Regions from separate parts of the Homo sapiens genome. Here region 2 is linked to region 1. Evidence: read pairs that join two places in POLR2A ChIA-PET (ENCODE). Cell type or tissue: HepG2. All regions are shown on one strand. Links, peaks and the distances in the headings refer to the core of each region. The heading gives the core; the rest is flanking DNA.

Region 1 (5,766 bases), core at 889-4,888:
TGAGAAGCTCCATACCTCCCTAATATTTTGCCCACAAGGAAATTTTTACTGAGCTCCGAGATCTTTACTCTAAGGTGTTTCCATAAAGATTTCACTATGGCAATGTAAACTGATTCCTCATCTTTACAGGTGCAGTCACCCATGGCCCATCAGACACAAATGCATACCCAATTGTTTCCCTGCCCCATTTTGTCTGTGTGATCTTATGTAAAAATACAGATTCACTGAGGCAGACAGAGGCATGAATGACTCTTTTCCCCTACCCTCTTCTTTTTTTTTTTTGAGACAGTCCCGCTCTGTCACGTAGGCTGGACAGCAGTGGCACGATCTCTGCTCACTGCAAGCTCTGCCTCCCAGGTTCACGCCATTCTACTGCCTCAGCCTCCCGAGTAGCTGGGACTACAGGTGCCCACCACCACGCCTGGCTAATTTTTTGTATTTTTAATAGAGACGGGGTTTTGCTGTGTTAGCCAGGATGGTCTCGATCTCCTGACCTTGTGATCTGCCCACCTCGGCCTCCCAAAGTGCTGGGATTACAGGCATGAGAGCCACCGCGTCCGGCAAACTTGTGCTGATTCATCAGGGACCACCCCAAACAGAATGATGGCGTTTTGCTCCTACCTGGGCGTGTTTGTGTGTGCCCAAGTCTGTGTTTGTGTCGGAAAGCTGATGTCAAGGTCAAACACATGATCAATGTTCCAAGCAGGGCACAGGCAGGGCCTGGCTGGTCAGCGCCATTTCTGTCAATCAATGTTCCAAGCAGGGCACGGGCAGGGCCTGGCTGGTCAGCGCCATTTCTGTCAATCAATGTTCCAAGCAGGGCACAGGCAGGGCCTGGCTGGTCAGTGCCATTTCTGTCATCACAGTTTCCATCTTCCACTGGAGTTTTCATGTCAAGAGTTCCTCAGCGTTTCTCACTATGAAAATGTCCCAACCCTGCAATTCCATGGTGACGTGCAGGCCAGTGGACGTCTCAGGGGACCCCACGTGCGCTTCCAGGAAGAAGTTGGAGCAGTTTTGGCTCTATCCTCCAGCAGCCGACTCTAGGCTTCTGAGAATTTCAGCTTCTTTGGCTGTCGGGGGCATTTTCTTTCTCTTCCATTTGGCTTTTTCTTAGGAGGCAAAACAGTTTTAGGCCAGGTACGGTGGCTCACGCCTGTAATCCCAGCACTTTGGGAGGCAGAGGCGGGCGGATCACCTGAGGTCAGGAGTTAAAGACCAGCCTGGCCAACATGGTGAAACCCCATCTCTACTAAAAATACAAACATTAGCCAGGCGTGGTGGTGGGTGCCTATAATTCCAGCTACTCGGGAGGCTGAGGCCAGAGAATCACTTGAACCTGGGAGGCAGAGGTTGCAGTGAGCCGAGATCGTGCCACTGCACTCCAGCCTGGGAGACAAGAGCGGAACTCCGTCTCAAAAAAAAAAAAAAAAAAAAAAGGGACGCAAAATAGCTTCTTCTGTACAATCTCTGGGACAAATATGTCAAAAAAAAGTTCCACCAAACAAGGTGAGAAGCTTGATTGTTTGTTTTGGAATAATCTACAAGCATCCTGAGATTTTCTCCAATCCCTCGGTGGCAGGGGATCAGCAAAAACTGAAGTTTGTGGTGCAAAAGTGTGTAAAGCTAGTTACACGCACATTCCCAGGTCCTTCAGGTAGGGCCAAAGCAAATTGTTCAAAATGACCCCAAGGAGCCAAATCAATTAAAAATATGCAATTATTATTTGTACATTAAAAATAAAATTTAATAAAATAATATAAGTATGAAAAACTATGCTCATAGCCACAGATTTGTTTGCGGGAGCCACTTAGGAAAGAATAATTAAACAAGCGGCCCAGAGAGGCGTAAGTCCAGGAGGAGGGTGTTTATTTTTAGAGGCCGTTGACATTTATCAACAACCAGCTCCCGGCAGGTAGGAGCCGCCCCTCACCGCCTGGAGCTGCAGCCTTCAGCTGTGGAGGGAGTGGATGCTGGCTGACCCCTCCCTGCCTCCTGCGGTGGTTCCCCTTCACTCAGCAGGCGTCTCCTCCCTGTCCGTCAGAGATAGGCCCGCATGCTGTCCCCTTCCCCTTTTTAACGTTTGGCAATATCTATATAACATAAAATTGACCATCTTAACCATTTGAAGCTTGCAGTTCAGCGGCATGAAGTGCAGCCAACACCACTGTCCTCTCCAGAACTTTCCATCCTCCCGAAGTGAACTCTGGACCCACTGATCACACACTCCCCACTCCCTTCCCCAGCACCTAGCACCCACCTTCTCATTTATGTCTCAGTGGATTTCACTCCTCTGAGGACCGTGCTAAGGAAAGAAAAGAACTTGCATCTGAGGAAGGCAAATCCTTTCCAATGATCAGGCCCAGAGAAACATTAAAATAGGACTGGGTTAGAGGCGTTTGAACCAGAGCAACACCATCCTGAATGGGAGTTGGGTAAAAGGCTGAGACCTTCTGGACTGCATTCCCAGGAGGTTAGACATTCCAAGTCACAGGATGACATAGGAGGTCAGCACAAGATACAGGTCATAAAGACAGGTTGCAGTAAAGAAGCCGGCTAAACCCTGGCCGGGCGTGGTGGCTCACACCTGTAATCCCAGCACTTTGGGAGGCTGAGGCGGGCGGATCACGAGGTCAGGAGATCGAGACCATCCTGGCTAACACAGTGAAACCCTGTCTCTACTAAAAATACAAAAAAATTAGCCAGGCGTGGTGGCGGGCGCCTGTAGTCCCAGCTACTCGGGAGGCAGACGCAGGAGAATTGCTTGAACCCGGGAGGCGGAGCTTGCAGTGAGCCGAGATCGCGCCACTGTGCCACTGCACTCCAGCCTGGGTGACAGAGCGAAACTCTGTCTCAGAAAAAAAAAAAAAAAAAAAAAAAAAGAAGCTGGCCAAACCCACCAAAACCAAACTGGCGACAAGAGTGACCTCTGGTGACCACAAACCTGACCTCTGGTGACCACAAACCTGACCTCTGATGGTCGGCACTGCTACACTCCCACCAGCTCCGTGACAGTTTACAGATGCCATGGCAACGTCAGGAAGTTGCCCTATATGGTCTAAAAAGGGAGCATGAATAATCCACCCCTTGTTTAGCATATCATCAAGACATCACCATAAAAATGGGCAACCAACCAGCAGCCCTCAGCTGCTCTGCCTATGGAGCAGCCATTCTTTATTTCTTTACTTTCTTTTTTTTTTTTTGAGACAGAGTCTCACTCTGTCACCCAGACAAGAGTGCAGTGGCTCAATCTCAGCTCACTGCAACCTCCACCTCCCAGGTTGAAGCGATTCTCCTGCCTCAGCTTCCCAAGTAGCTGGGACTACAAGCACCCACGACCATGCCCGGCTAATTTTTGTATTTTTAGTACAGATGGGGTTTCACCATATTGGCCAGGCTGGTCTTAAACTCCTGACCTTGTGATCCGCCCACTTCAGCCTCCCAAAGTGCTGGGATTGCAGGCGTGAGCCACCGCGCCCTCCCCTTCGTGTCATTCTTATTTATGCCTCTGCATCCTCATGTTTTAGCTCCCACTTATGAGTGAGAACGTATCATGTTTGGTTTTCCATTCCTGAGTTACTTCACTTAGAATAAGAGTCTCCAATCTCATCCAGGTTGCTGTGAATGCCATTAATTCATTTCTTTCTTTCTTTCTTTCTTTTTTTGAGATGGAGTCTCGCTCTGTCACCAGGCTGGAGTGCAATGGCTCAATCTTGGCTTGCTGCAACCTCTGCCTCCCGGGTTCAAGCGATTCTCCTGCCTCAGCCTCCCAAGTAGCTGGGATTACGGGCACGCACCACCACTCCCAGCTAATTTTTGTATGTTTAGTAGTGACGGGGTTTTCCCATGTTGGCCGGGATGGTCTGGATCTCCTGACCTCGTGATCTGCCCGCCTTGGCCTCCCAAAGTGCTGGGATTACAGGCTTGAGCCACCGTGCCCGGCCAATTCATTTCTTTTTATAGCTGAGTAGTATTCCATCATATATATATATATCACAGTTTCTTTATCCACTCGTTAGTTGATGGGCACATTTGGGCTGGTTCCACATTTTGCAATTGCAAATTGTGCTGCTCTAAACAGGCATGTGCAAGTATCTTTTTTGTATAATGACTTCTTTTCCTCTGGGTAGATACCCAGTAGTCGGATTGCTGGACCAAACAGTTGTTCTACTTTTAGTTCTTTAAGGCATCTCCACACTGTTTTCCATAATGGTTGTGCTAGTTTAGATTCCCACCAGCAGTATAGAAGTGTTCCCTGTTCACCGCATCCATACCAACTTCTATCACTTTTTGATGTTTTGATTATGGCCATTCTTGCAGGAGTAAGGTGGTATTGCATTGTGGTTTTGATTTGCATTCCCCTGATCATTAGTGATGTTGAGCATTTTTCCATATATTTGTTGGCCATTTGTATATCTTCTTTTGAGACTTGTCTATTCATGTCCTTAGCCCACTTTTTGATGGAATTGTTTTTTTTTTTTCTTGCTAATTTGTTTGAGTTTGTTGTAGATTCTGGATGTTAGTCAGATGTATAGATTGTGAAGATTTTCTCCTACTCTGTCAGTTGTTTGTTTACTCTGCTGACTGTTCCTTTTTTTTTTTTTTTTTGAGACGGAGTTTCGTTCTTGTTGCCCAGGCTGGAGTGCAATGGCACAATCTCAGCTCACCGCAACCTCCACCTCCTAGGTTCAAGCAATTCTCCTGCCTCAGCCTTCCAAGTAGCTGGGATTACAGGCATGCACCACCACATCCAGCTCATTTTGTATTTTCTTTTAATGAGAGATGGGGTTTCTCCATGTTGGTCAGGCTGGTCTCAAACTCCCGACCTCAGGTGATCTGCCCGCCTCGGCCTCCCAAAGTGCTGCGATTACAGGCGTGAGCCACTGCGCCCGGCCCTCTGATTGTTCCTTTTGCTGTGCAAAAGCTCTTTAATTAACTCCCAGCTATTCATGGTTGTTTTTATTGCATTTGCTTTTAGGTTCTTGGTCATGAAATCCTTGCCCAAGCCAATGTTTAGAAGGGGTTTTCCAATGTTATCTTTCTCACTTTTTATAGTTTCGGGTCTTAGATTTAAGTCCTTGATCCATCTGGAGTTGATTTGTGTATAAAATGAGAGATAAGGATCCAGTTTCATTCTCCTCCTTGTGGCTTGCCAATTATCCCAGCACCGTTTGTTGAATAGGGTGTCCTTTCCTCACTGTATGTTTTTGTTTGCTTTGTTGAAGATCAGTTGGCTGTAAGTATTCGGGTTTATTTCTGGGTTCTCTATTGCGTTCCATTGGTCTATGTGCCTACTTTTGTACCAGTACCGTGTTGTTTTGGTGACTACGGCCTCACATTATAGTTTGAAATCAGGTAATGTGATACCTCCAGATTTGTTCTTTTTGCTTAGTCTTGCTTTGGCTATGAGGGCCCTTTTTTGGTTCCACATGAATTTTAGGATTGTTTTTCTAATTCTTTGAAGAATGATGGTGCTATTTTGATGGGAATTGCGTTGAATTTGTAGACTGCTTTTGGCACTATGGTCATTTTAACAATATTGATTCTACCCAACGATGAGCATGGGATGTGTTTCCATTTGTTTGTGTTATCTATGATTTGTTTCAGTAGTGTTTTGTAGTTTTCCATGTAGAGGTCTTTCACCTTCTTGGTTAGGTATATTCCTAAGTTGTTTTTTTTTGTTTTTTTTTGCAGCTATTGTAAAAGAGGTTGAGTTCTTGATTTGATTCTCTGCTTGGTCACTGTTGGTGTATAGAAGAGCTACTG
Region 2 (5,766 bases), core at 707-4,706, 160 kb before region 1:
TAGAAAATCCTTTAATCTGGACTCAATCTCATTCCCCAGCCTCCTCCCAGTACTGTAGCTGTCCATGTGTCTCATTGGGTAGGAATTAGAAAGTAGAGTTTATAATTGCAGAAAATCTACTTGTGGCTGTACTTTTCTAGGCCTCCGTTTCTTCATGTGTAAAATTAGGTGGTTTGTGTTTGCTTATTTCTAAGTGTTCTTCTAGTTCAAGGAAACTTCTGCTCCCCCATCTCCCTGATCTTGGGAAACTAAACCATTCTGAGTTCATTGGAAGGGTCCTCAGGGAATCTGCAGCAGTTGGTGCTGCTGAAGTTGAAGCACGTGACAGGGAAGCTGAAATGCAGGGTGAGAGGTCTCTGTTTAGACAATCTCCACAGCACCCCGCACAGATGTGAGTGAAGTCGGTTCCAGCTCTGTTGTGCTGGCTTCTGTAAATACGCCTCTGCAGTGTTTTCCAGCAAAGCCCTTTCCTAAAGATCATGAGGTCGTTCAAGAGATCAGTGACCGCACACCACCTTTTGGAACCTGGCCAAAGTGCACCTTATCTCAGGAGGCGCCTGTGAGGGCGCACAGAAGCAGGCCCCGCCCCAGTGCCACGGCTCAGCAATGCGCTTCCAGGAACCTACGTTCCAGATGTTTCCATCCAAAAAGCGGCCTGACTCCTAGGCTTGGGGGAAGTCTTTAGCAGATGCCCAAGCCTTCTCCCAAAGACTTAGGCGTTTATGAGAGTCAGTAGGCGGTGATTGTTCCTACTCTAGTTGCTGTCCCAATTTACTTGAAAACGACTATCTGATTACCTGATCAAATGAATCTTTTGCCAGTTACTCCTACTCTGTGGGTTGACTAATGTGCCATCAGTTCACTCACTGCACAAGCACTTGCTTTCTACCTACTGCACTGGCACCGCAAAATGGAAAGTGACCCCCATGCCTGATTTCTACCCTCCAAGAAGTCGCAGGCTTATGGGAGAGGCAGGGGAATTACTGTATTTCCCTGGTGCAGTGGCAAAACTGTGATTACAAAAATTATCATTTGGTTCATTAAAGGCAAAAGAAAAAAACACTACCGTATTAAATGCCCTTATTAGTCATGAGACAAGATCTTGAGTTGAGAACTGCGCGTCAGGCCAGGAATGGTGGCATGTGAAGCATCTGGGGCAGAGCCTCCCAGAGGAGACCCTCCTGAAGGGATGGGGAGGATGCGCCCTCCTGTGGCTGTGGCACCAGAAGCAGAGCGTGGAGGGTGCTCTGGAAACCCCGAGCAGCGGGCACAACTAGAACTCCAGAGACCTGGTGGCCCTTAGGCTGTGATGCTAAGTTGCAGACTGAATTTGAATCTTTGTGGATACTACCAAGGAGTCAGACTTCAGTCTGTGAGTATCCCAGAGTCCTCACAGGTTTTTTAAGCAAGAAACCAGAATTAGATTGTTCATGGAGGTCACTCTGGCAGAATGATGGGATAAGTTTACATATAGACCAGCACACCACAGCCTTCCATTGGGTCGGCACATGTTTTTAAGTATCTGTCATGTGCTAGGTATGATGCCAGGCCCTGGGAAAATAAATCTGAGCAGAATGGGATTCTGTCCCTTTGGAGCTTAAACCCGAATGGCGGTGGCAAAAGCATCAGGATAAGCATTTATGCAGTGCTGTGATAAGGGTTTTTTTTGTTTTGTTTTTTTGTGTTATTTATTTATTTATTTTTGTGAGATGGAGTCTTGCTCTGTCACCCAGGCTAGAGTGCAGTGGCACGATCTCGGCTCACTGCACCTCTCCCTCCTGGGTTCAAGCCATTCTCCTGCCTCGGCCTTTCCAGTAGCTGGGATTACAGGCGCCCACCACCATGCTCGGCTAATTTTTGTATTTTTAGTAGAGACGGGGTTTCACCACATTGGCCAGGCTGGTCTCGAACTCCTGACCTCGTGATCCACCTGCCTCAGCCTCCCAAAGTGCTGGGATTACAGGCGTGAGCCACCGCGTCTGGCCTGTGATAAGGGTTTTCAAAGGTTCAGATAAGCTCCTGGGACCTAAAGAAAGAGCAGCTAGCCCACCTGTGTAGGGGAGCATTGCAGGGGCGAAGCGATGTCTGGGCCATGTCCTAAAGGATGGATGAGGAAGTGGCAGGCGCTGTGGGATGCCAAGGTGGCACAGGCCAGGGAGCAGCGTGGGCAGCCCTGGCGCTGAGGAAGCTTACTGGGCAGAAGAGCCAGGTATGCTGCTGGGTGTGGGAGAGTTGACCACTGACAGGATCCCTAAAGGGGAAAATGAGAGGAAGGTGGATGCTGAATTGTGGAGGAGCCTTTGTTGAACCAAGAGGTTGAGGTTTATCTGAAGGTGGAGATTGAGCCAAGGTGTTCAGGCACAGCATGGCTGGGTTATGTTGGTAAGAAGTTAGTGTGCCTGTGTGTGTGCACTGTGGTGTGAGGGGTCACACCACAATGGTTTGACTGGGCAGCAAAACCACAGGGTGGAATGGCAGCATCCTGCCAGCAAACCTCTTATGGTTAGAGGGAAAGGATCTGACTGCTGTGGAAGGATGAACCAGACACGGATTGAGGCGGGGAGGGTCTGTCGTGGTCACGTTGATTTGGAAGGAGGAGACACGGATTGAGGCGGGGAGGGTCTGTCGTGGTCATGTTGATTTGGAAGGAGGTGAGGAGGCACTCAGGTAGAGATGCCTGTTGTGCATTTGGGGCTGGAGACACAGATCCAGTGGCTCCAGACATGGATGAGATGCCCAGGAAAAATGAGCAGAGTGGCCAGACACAGTGGCTCACGCCTCTAACCTTAGCACTGCATTTTGGGAGGCCAAGTTGGGAGGGCCAGTTGAGCCCAAGAGTTCAAGAGCAGCCTAGACGACAATTAGCCGGGTGTGTGGTTCACACCTGTGGTCCCAGCTACTCTGGAGGCTGAGGTGGGAGGATTGCACGAGCCCAGGAGGCCGAGGCTGCAGTGAGCTGAGATTGCGCCACTGCACTCCAGCCTGAGCAGCAGAGCAAGACCCCCATCTCTAAAAAGAAAATGAGCAGAGCCATGAGAGGAGGTGGATGAGGGCTGCTGTCAGGAAGATGAGAGGAGAACCTGGAGAGTCATCTTGTGGGAATCGAGGGGCGAGTTTAATATGGCAGGCGGCTTAGTGACCAGTAAGTAGAGTCTGAGGGGATGATGAGACCAGGAAGTGGCTGGTTACTGTGATGAAGGCTTTTAGGCTACATTCGTACGTTAACCTAGTAAACATGGGGTGTTTCTGTCCAACTCAGCACTGTGCGTTGGGGACCAGGGACAGGCATGAATGGCACGGGTCCTGCTCTCAAAAAGCTTGTTTTTGCTGGAAGAGAGTTCTGACCCAGCCCAGTCTCACCTGGGGAAATGTTAATGTGATGGCAGATGCTGAGATACTGTGTGGCAGGGAGTATTCCAAGGTCTGCATATTCAGATTTCTTTTGCCTCTGGGATATTCCAGTACTTCAAGTAACTCTACTTTCTAAGATTTAAGTAATTTGTTGTTGTTGTTGTTGTTTTGAGACGGAGTTTCGCTCTTAATTGCCCAGGCTAGTGTGCAATGGCGCAATCTTGGCTCACCGCAACAACCTCCACTCCTGGGTTCAAGCGATTCTCTTGTCTCAGCCTCCCGAGTAGCTGGGATTACAGGAATGCGCCACCACGCCTGGCTAATTTTGTATTTTTAGTAGAAACGGGGTTTCTCCACATTGGTCAGGCTGGTCTCGAATTTGCGATCTTGGATTATCTGCCTGCTTCGACCTCCCAAAGTGTTGGGATTACAGGCGTGAGCCACCATGCCCGGCCAGATTTAAGTAATGTTATGTACCGATTATATTTTGATTGTATGCTGATATTAGATTATAGATGAAACCCATCAGATGTGCAGGTAGAAAAAGGGCTTTTGTGGAATTGAGTCATTCACTACCATCTTCTTCGTTTACCACATCCGTTTTCTTGTCTCACATGTTTGATAAATTCTGCACTTAGCTGTCCGTTTCAAAATAGATAGCTGCTCTTGGTGACGTCCCTTCCTCAAAATAAAGGCCATTTGTACCCTTGCACTCATACACATGCTCAGCCACAGGCAGCTGCTGCAGAACCCACACCACATGCTGCAGGACCACGTGCCACCCAGCCAAGCTACGTGGGCAACAGGAGCTCTTCAAAAATGTCAAGCCCGCAGAGTGCGGTGGCTCACGCCTGTAATCCCAGTACTTTGGGAGGCCAAGGTGGGCGGATCATGAGGTCAGGAGATCGAGACCATCCTGGCTAACACGGTGAAACCCCGTCTCTACTGAAAATACAAAAAAATTAGCCGGGCGTGGTGGCGGGCACCTGTAGTCCCAGCTACTCGGGAGGCTGAGGCAGGAGAATGGCATGAACCCGGGAGGCAGATCTTGCAGTGAGCCGAGATCGCACCACTGCACTCCAGCCTGGGTGACAGAGCGAGACTCCATCTCAAAAAAAAAAAAATGTCAAGCCAACTGTCCTCAGAATCTAACCTGTAGATAACTATAGATGAAACTCACATTTTCCTTCCCCTGGTTCACCTTGACAGCATTGCAGCTCTGGTCAGCCACAGAATGCCAGGCAGTGGTGGACACCATGATAGCCGTGTGGTCAGAAGGGAAGGGCACGGGAGTGAGCTGGGAACCTTGGCTGTTGGGGAAGTTGCAAAGCTCCAGTTTCCTCTAAGTGTGCCTTTATGATCCGCACTGGCGACAGCAGGCTTTGTCTTTCCTTAGAAAGACTTTGTGCCTGTTCTCACTTGACCAGATATCGTGTACGGAGCACTTGCTGGCAGTAGGCCAAGCTCTGCACATTCATGAATTGCTTTGTCTCACAACACCCTGAGCCGTAGGTATCTTTATTGACCATATTTTCCAGATGAAGAGACGAAAGCCCAAGAGAACCCTGTTAATGCTCGGCCAGATCAGAGGAGACAAAACAAGCACCCCTGCCTTCATGGGTTGTGTGGATGAATGAGGGTCGGCCTAGGGCTGTCCCCTCGCGGTCTGTCCGGTCTGTCGGTACAGGCAGCAGATGGGCCACTTGTTCCTGGAATTGCAGAAGCAGATAACCAAGTGTAGAAAATGTATGTATCCCTCTTCTACCCCAACAGAAGCACCGTCTTTTTGCTTTTTCTTTTTTTTTTTAGTTACAGATATGATAGGTAGGTTTTTTTCTATGGTGTAAGCATTTCTGCTGTTGGATTTTGTTTGCTGTTTGAAGACCTGCCTAACTCGTCTCAGTAGGCTGTATAAATCGTTTAATGAAGATTGGCCCTTTTCTGAAGTGAGAAAAAGGATGGTTGCTGAAGAACCTATCTCGAGAATACACTATTGACAGACTCACGGTGTCTGTGTGTCTCACATCCTGGAATTACTTGCACACCATTGTGGCTATGTGTTATATCCCAGAATATGGAATTGATTTTGATGTTTAGAAGGCCAAAGCTTACTTAGTAAATGCCACACTGATTTTAGCTTACCATTTTGTAGTTTTTTTCTGTGGGAAATAACAAAAAAATTATTGATTGAGGATCTATATTGATTTTACAGAGCTATTTTAGAGGAAGTATTTCTCATTTAATGAACACTTTACATTGGACTTTCCATCTTAACAAGACACTGCCCCAGGTGGAACTCTGTCTTCACAACACCTGAGCTGCCCAGTGGTGTCAGATTGACTGGTGTCAGTTTAACCCCGTTAAGTTTAAAGGATCTGTGCACCCTCATCTGGAAGCAAAGCTCCGCCTTCGGCT

What was found. ChIA-PET counts read pairs that join two places held together with the same protein. Peaks named below come from ENCODE experiments on the same cell type or tissue, not always from the same donor. Only the 100,000 strongest peaks of a DNase experiment are listed, where the experiment ranks them.
Region 2: POLR2A ChIA-PET joins it to region 1 with 9 read pairs; 3 of 35 experiments call an interaction of 5 or more read pairs at or near these places.

What each region holds. Positions count from the first base shown.
Region 1 is chr13:113,378,278-113,384,043 of GRCh38, forward strand. It overlaps LOC124903218 (a long non-coding RNA gene), which reads right to left and starts at 1,184. Exons shown (of 2, transcript XR_007063881.1): 1 at 622-1,184. RefSeq lists an enhancer at 377-1,361. In HepG2, for the core only: a CTCF peak has its summit at 1,931; DNase peaks (open chromatin) are centred at 1,914 and 2,974; H3K27me3 peaks cover 1,081 bases.
Region 2 is chr13:113,219,891-113,225,656 of GRCh38, forward strand. All of the region lies in intron 3 of CUL4A (cullin 4A), which reads left to right. Among named protein-coding and RNA genes, the nearest start is that of CUL4A, 13 kb to the left of the region's middle. RefSeq lists enhancers at 519-1,082, 2,503-3,352. In HepG2, for the core only: a CTCF peak has its summit at 1,207 (motif pointing left); no DNase peak of the experiment used is centred there.